Regions from separate parts of the Homo sapiens genome. Here region 2 is linked to region 1. A link is a contact called in ENCODE Hi-C or POLR2A ChIA-PET data. All regions are on one chromosome and are shown on one strand. The core of a region is the stretch at or near the end of the contact, and the rest is flanking DNA. Distances in the headings are between cores, read along the strand shown. Region 1 overlaps CDK19 (cyclin dependent kinase 19). Region 2 overlaps CDK19 (cyclin dependent kinase 19).

Region 1 (3,678 bases), core at 539-3,038:
AATCAACAACAACAACAAAAATAAATAAAGAAGACTACATAGAGTCAAATGCAAATTTCATTTTGTTTAACTGTCAAGGTAGGAAGGTTTTTGACAAGGAGGGTTGCAAGCAAAAGTTTACTTAATGAATCAGTAAATGAGTTAGAATACCCCTCAGAATTCCAGGTAATTAAGATTTTACTTTGTAAACTCTTTGTTTTAGTTTGTATCTGTTTCATTTTTCATATTTAAATTGTGTATATTCAGAGTGCCCTTGATTTATAAGAAGTATATCCAATTTTCTCATGGGATATGTTAATAAAAGATTAAGGCTGGGCATGGTGGCTCATGCCTGTATTCTCGGCACTTTGGGAGGCTGAGGCAGGTGGATCACCTGAGGTCAGGAATTTGAGACTAGCCTGGCCAAGGTGAAACCCCATCTCCACTAAAAAAAAAAAAAATACAAAAAATGAGCTAGACATGGTGGCATGTGTCTGTGATCCCAGCTACTCGGGAGGCTGAGGCAGGAGAATCACTTCAACCCGGGAAGTGGAGGTTGCAGTGAGCTGAGATCACGCCACTGTACTCCAGCCTGGCAACAGAGTGAGACTCTGTCTCCAAAAAAAAAAAAAAAAAAGATTAAATACTTATACTAAAAAAGAATAGGTATGCTCTCATAGTCAAGGAGATGTGAATTTCTTATTTATCGCAAAGCTTACTTGGTTTCAGATATCTCTCTTAGACCAAGTACATGCAGAATTTAAAAGTCAGAGAGAAAATGAAACCAGATTGTTGAAAAATGGGAAAGGAAATAACTTTCATATAGCCATTTTATTATTATAGAAACTACTAAGTGGGTGTTTCATGGACTTTGGCAAGGAAATGCTGTGGCATTTTCCAACTCAGCCTCACTCTCTAAGTATCTCTGATGTCAAAGCTAACCGGAGTGGTTAGCATTGAAATTTTCACTTAAGTACAACAATGACAACAGCCACTGTTTATCAAGAACAATGCCAGGCATTCTACCTGGATTATCCGATTTACTCTTCATAACATTCTTGCAAATAGTGGTGGTTAAAAATGATAATAAAAGCTATAATTTGTCAAATGCTTAATTCGTTCCAAGCATCGTGCTATGTACTTTTTTTTTTTTTTTTTTTTTTTGGAGACAGTCTTGCTCTGTTGCCCAGGCTGGAGTGCAGTGGCACCATCTTGACTCACTGCAACCTCCGCCTCCTGGGTTCAAGTGATTCTCCTGCCTCAGCCTCCCGAGTAGCTGGGACTACAGGCGCCCACCACCATGCCTGGCTAATTTTTGTATTTTTAGTAGAGATTGGGTTTCACCATATTGGCCAGGCTGGTCTCGAACTCCTGACCTCAGGTGATCCACCTGCCTTGGCCTCCCAGAGTGCCAGGATTAGAGGTGTGAGCCACCGTGCCTGGCCCACTGTGCTGTGTATTTAATCTATTTATATTAATTTATTCTTTGTGGAAACTGTTTATGTTTGTAAGTAGACATCTTATTCTTCTATGAGATTCAGAAGAGTTAAGCAACTTGCCTTATGTCTTAACTGCTGCTAGTAAGACAGGATTCAAACTCAGCCTCTGATTCTAAAACCTATATTTTTTGCATTTTACTTACTGCCTCACTGTCATTTCAACTGGGTGGCAAAGGGGAACATTGACCTCCCTGGAGCTTATGACTGGTAACCAGGAAGTGTCACTGAAGTAAAATGAAGCAGAAGATTTAGGGCCACCTTGAACCAGAGCTGTGTTAGTCTGTACAGACCCCTTTTCAGAGTATGAGTGCCACCTGCTGGAAGGTTATGATGAATCTCATGTGTTTATAAAGAGCAGCTTCCAAAAGGCCTGTCGTAGGTGTGAAAGTGTCAACTTTCAAATACTAATTCTTAATTTACAGTTTTAGGAGTATTGGAACATTTTGGAATTAGGCAAATCTCCTATTTGCCATAAAACACCCTACTTCATTTACCTTCAGTTCTTTGGGAAGGGGAAAGAGGTGTTAAGACATTTTAAAAAATGATACTCAGTGCTTTCTAAAATAAAGTCGGTGATACTGTTCTCACTGAGGGGAAAGATTGATGGTCAAATGAATCACACTGTTACTTAAAAGAGATCAAAAAAGAATAGAAAATTGGATTTACTTTGAGATAAGTGAGTAATTGAAGTATAAGAGGATCTTTCCATTCAGAATGCCCTTGAAAAAGGAGTCAGGGACCCATGAGGGCATCATAGACTTGGAGAACAGAAAGTGAAAAGGGAAGAAAGATGTATACATAAAAATACGAATGGATTCTGGAATTTTTAGTCTAGTACAGACTCTCTAAATTGAGTCAGGATCTAGAGAAAGTTTAGAATTCTAACTGTAGATTATTTTACATTTAGGACAGTGAAAAGTGGACACTTTAAAAATAGCTACTTACATGCTTTGAAAGGAGCTCAGATAAAATATTGGCATGTTCATTGAACATTCTTCATTAGGCTCCAGTGGGATCATGTTACTATGCTGTGAGTATCTGGCATGGAAGATGTTATCATATAATATGAGACACAGGAAAATAATGGTCTACTTAATTGCTGTTTAAGTATGATTACACGTATTTGTAGTTGTATGATGTCATGTTGAACAAACATTTGTTAGACAAGAGATTAAAGTCCGTTGGTAAAATCTGATTTTGCCAAGAGATGGGGAAAGTACAAGTATGGCCATCTCCTTTCACTGTGTCCCTTCTCAGATAACCATGTAAAAAGAAGCTGAGATAGTATGATAGTGTCTTATTTTGGTAGGTGGATTTCTGGAAAGTTCTGTCTTCTGGTGTGTGTATGTATTTGTTTTTAAATTATAAGAGTAATGCTCATTGAAGAAAACTTGTAAAATAGAAAAAATAGAAATATAAATTATGCATAATCTCACACCCAGAAATAACTATTGTTAATGTTTTGGCATATTTCTGTTTGTTTTTTGTTTTTTTGAGACAGAGTCTCACTCTGGTGCCCAGGCTGAAGTGCAGTGGTGCGATCTTGGCTCACTGCAACCTCTGTCTCCCGGGTTCAAGCGATTGTCCTGCCTTAGTCTCTCGAGTAGCTGGGACTACAGGCATGCGGTACCACGCTCGGCTGATTTTTGTATTTTTAGTAGAGACGGGGTTTCATCGTGTTGGCCAGGCCAGTCGTGAACTCCTGATCTCAAGACATCAAGTGATCTGCCTGCTTCGGCCTCCCAGACTGCTGGCATTACAGGTGTGAGCCACCACGCCCAGCCCATTTTCTGTTATTTATATCTCTTTATATTTTATTTTATTTTATTTATTTATTTATTTTGAGACAGAGTCTCACTCTGTTGCCCAGGCTGGAGTGCAGTGGGACGATCTCTGCTCACTGCAACTTCTGCTTCCCAGGTTCAAGTGATTCTCCTGCCTCAGCCTCCTGAGTAGCTGGGATTACAGGCATATACCACCACACGTGGCTAATTTTTGTATTTTTAGTAGGGACGGGGTTTTGCCATGTTGTCCAGGCTGGCCTCGAACTCCTGGCTTCAAGTGATCTGTCCACCTCGGCCTCCCAAAGTGCTGGGATAACAGGTGTGAGCCACTGCACCCAGCCTGTGGTCCTTTTACATTATATCACAACGTTATAGTCTTTCCTCGAGTAATTAAAATATTTTAGTATATATATTTG
Region 2 (3,678 bases), core at 548-3,047, 57 kb before region 1:
GTGGTGGAAGGACAGAGTATATAAGGGAATTGAGAGTCAGAGAGGCTAAGAGGGACTGATAGATTGGGGAGAATGGAGGCAACACCATAAAGAGTAGATAGGGCTTGTTCTCTGTCATCTTCCTTCTACATACCATTATATTACCTAATGCCTAGTATTTTGTAGTTCATATAGGCACACATAGCTGAGAGGATTTTAAGGCGGAAATAATTAGGAATGAACATTTCACTCATTACTTTAAAACTTGGGACTATGATTGCAGAATAACTGTTGAGGATATAGTGGGATGCTGGGAAAATAAGTTAAAGAGCTTGTAATCATGGAATAAACTTGGAAGAAGTACAAGTTTACAGAAAGGAAAAACGTTTAAGAATGAAATGTGTTATTACCTCGTCTCACTAAAAAAGAATGTCATGTCACGTTTTAATTTCATTTGAACCTTATTGACCAAAGGCTAATTATAACCTCATACCTTTGTACAGTGCTTTACACTTTACATTATGCCACAACAGGAAGTAATTCTGGGTGATTAAAATACCAGGATCATGTGAACGTCAGCATTTTTAGCCTGGGATTACAGGGAAGTTCTAATATGAAGTCTATTACATTTGTGGCCTCTGTGATCTTAAGGTTGGTAGGTTGAAAACGTGGTAAATGCTATTAATTCAACCATTAATTTGTTTTGCGATTATGAGATTAAAATATGTTTGTCGTAAAATTAGCAGACAATATAGAAAAAGGCTGGTAAAAGTACCTGTTATGTCAACACTCAAAAGTAATCATTTTTTTTTTGTATATTCTTCTAGACTTTTTTCTTTGCAAAAATACAGAGAATTTTTCCCCCCACAAGAGCAGAGAGTCCATTAATTTTCATGAAATATAATTTAATCTGGAATAATACAAATATAAATTTCAAATTTATTAATCATTCTAGTTTTGTAGGATATAAAGATTATAAGATTATTACCCTTGAGTCTAGGTGTGGTGGCCCCCACCTGTAATCCCAGCACTTTGGGAGACTGAGGTGGGATGATTGCTTGAGGCCAAGAGTTTGAGATCAGCCTGGACAATATTGTGAGACCCTGTCTCTATAATAATAATAATAATAATAATAATTAGCTGGGCATAGTGGCACTCACCTGTAGTCCTAGCTACCTGGGAGGCTGAGGTGGGAGGATTGCTTGAGTCCAGGAGTTAGAGGTTACAGTGAGTTACGATTGCACCACTACACTCCAGCCTGGGTGACAGAGTGAGAACCCCATCTCAAAAAAAAAAATGTATATATATAAAATACAATAAAATATTATTACTCCTGAGTACTTCTAACAACATCGAGATATTTCCAAATGAAGTGAAGAGTGGCTGAAGGGAAAATTAGGGGGAAGTAGGGTGAAGGGCATAGGTTGAGGAGGTGTCTTAGTCTGTTTGGGCTGTCATAACAAAATACCATAGACTTGGTGGCTTATAAACACCTATTTCTAACAATTCTGGAGGCTGGGAAGTCCAGGATCAAGGCCCATTCAGTGTCTGGCCCATTCAGTGTCTGGTAAGGGTCCACTTCCTAGTTCACAGATGGACGGCTGTCTTCTCCCTGTGTCTCCACATGGTGGAAAGCCAACCATTTCTCTCGGCTCTCTTACATAAGGGAACTAATTCCATTCATGAGGGCTCTGTCCTCGTGACCTAGTCACCTCCCAGAGGCCTCATGTCCTAATATCATCACTTTGGTTAGGGTTTAGGATTTCAACATACGAATTTGGGAGGGCAAGGGGCATAAACATTCAGTTTATTGAGGAGGGAAGAGAAATAGGGAAATACTGACTTCTTCAGACTGCTGGCAGCAGCAGTCTGGCTTGGGTTGCTGATTAACTCCACTTCCTCATTCACCTCTGCTCAGTTCTTTCTCAGTGTATATATCCATCAATATCCCAGCATTGATGTTTCTGTGGTGAGAGGCAGGATCAGCTGAAAGGGGCTGTCACTTGCAGTTCTTCCACATAGTGCCCAGCAGGCAGGGTGGAGTGGAGCAGCACTTTTCCTTCTTTCTTTCTTTTCCTCTCTTGCCACCATGGTGGTGTAGCAGGCTGCTTTGTAAACTTCAGTGGAATCCTTGGAACTTTCCTCTTGGCATAAAGGAATAAACCTTTGCTTTTTTAAATTTATGAAGTGGAATTGATAGAATGTATGTTTGCTGAGGATTCCTCTGAGAAAAACTCTAAAATGTCTATAAGCCAAGGCTCTAATTCTTTTTAATTTAATTTCTACCAAGCTTAAAATTATTTTATTAAATTATATGTATAGTGAGAAATATCTATTTAGTTTTATTAAGATTATTTAATTACATTATCTCAGTTGTTTTTATATTTTGTTTGGTTGTTTATTTATTTATTTTTGAGACAGAGTCTTGCTCTGTCACCCAGGCTGGAGTGCAGTGGCGCGATCTCGGCTCACTGCAACCTCCGCCTCCCAGGTTCAAGTGATTTTCCTGCCTCAGTCTCCTGAGTAGCTGGGATTACAAGCATGTGCCACCATCCCTGGCTAATTTTTTTTTTTTTTTGTATTTTTAGCAGAGATGGGGTTTCACCGTGTTGGCCAGGCTGGTCTCGAACTCCTGACCTCAAGTGATCTGGTCACCTTGGCCTTCCAAAGTGCTGTGATTACAGACATGAGCCACCACACCTGGCTTGTTTTTATGTTTTACACTGAGTGCAAGTTTCTTTTTCTTTTTAAATATGCGTGCAACTTTATGAAAGTATAGATTAGTGGAAATAGATGTGTGAATCAAGTATTTTACCTTTTCTGTGAAAGGGACAAAATCAAAGTTTAGTACTGAGATTTTTGTAAAAAACACTCAAAGTAGAAAAAGAATTTTTTTTTCAGACTTTTAACATGATGTTCTGTAACAGTTATTTTCTTTAAAATTTGGTATGGTGTTAAGAGAATAGAACTAAGTAAATGTGAAATTTCCCTTGAGCAAGATCTGTTCTTTGGTGTGATCCTTGTGTTTTCCTTAAAAACAAACAAAAATTTTACTTTTGGAGTTGAAGACTCAGCATGGATATTTCCTTATGAAAAATGTGGGTTTTTTTTCCTTGCAATATATGGTGATAGTTAATATTTTTCTCAAATATATATTTAGCTTCCTTGGCAAAATAAAGACTTTCTGCCAACTCCTATACTTAAAAATGAAATCTTGTAAGAGTTTGGGATTGGAGTTTGCTATTATTTTAGGAGGATTCTGGGAAACTAATACAAGGTCAGTGCCTAGGGAGGAACTACACTGTAGCATTTTTTATTTCCTTTTAAGACCTGAAAAGGTACAAGGAGCCAGCGAGCAAATAGAACCTCCAGTCCTATCGTGTATCTGTCTGTTGTCTGCTCTACTATGCCTGTTAAGTCATGAGACTCTTGGAAGATGTGTGTGTGTGTGTATGTATACACCTATTGGACTATTTTTCAAGCTACTATGTTTCCTATGAGAAGACTAAGTGACATATTTTTGTATTGTCAGAAGGTGATTTAAACACCGATTATTGCCAGTAATAGAAAAGAGGTGGGCCATACAGGTTTCTGGGGTTTTGTTCCTTCTCACTTTTGTGTTACTCACTTTTGTGAGAAGGAACAGTTTGAAAAAAGATATCAGCTTTGCTCATCAGTTTCTGATGTGTGTGTGTATTT

Evidence for each region. Hi-C counts contacts between places; a loop is a spot of excess contacts on that map. ChIA-PET counts read pairs that join two places held with the same protein, here RNA polymerase II (POLR2A). Pooled maps may share reads with other maps.
Region 2: a loop to region 1 is called in a map of HepG2, with 2.3 times the contacts of the local background. The contact joins two enhancer-like sites. A Hi-C loop is called at or near these places in 2 of 168 maps with a recorded cell type or tissue (Caco-2 and HepG2) and 3 of 50 pooled maps. POLR2A ChIA-PET finds 5 or more read pairs at or near these places in 3 of 52 experiments (Panc1, RWPE1 and activated CD4-positive, alpha-beta T cell).

The regions. Positions count from the first base shown.
Region 1 is chr6:110,680,640-110,684,317 of GRCh38, reverse strand. All of the region lies in intron 2 of CDK19 (cyclin dependent kinase 19), which reads left to right. Among named protein-coding and RNA genes, the nearest start is that of CDK19, 130 kb to the left of the region's middle. Within about 2 kb of position 1,788, at least 7 of the 41 ENCODE cell types and tissues checked have a DNase peak (open chromatin) inside an H3K27ac peak, as active enhancers do.
Region 2 is chr6:110,737,235-110,740,912 of GRCh38, reverse strand. The region is part of intron 2 of CDK19 (cyclin dependent kinase 19); the gene reads left to right. Among named protein-coding and RNA genes, the nearest start is that of CDK19, 76 kb to the left of the region's middle. Within about 2 kb of position 1,797, at least 2 of the 41 ENCODE cell types and tissues checked have a DNase peak (open chromatin) inside an H3K27ac peak, as active enhancers do.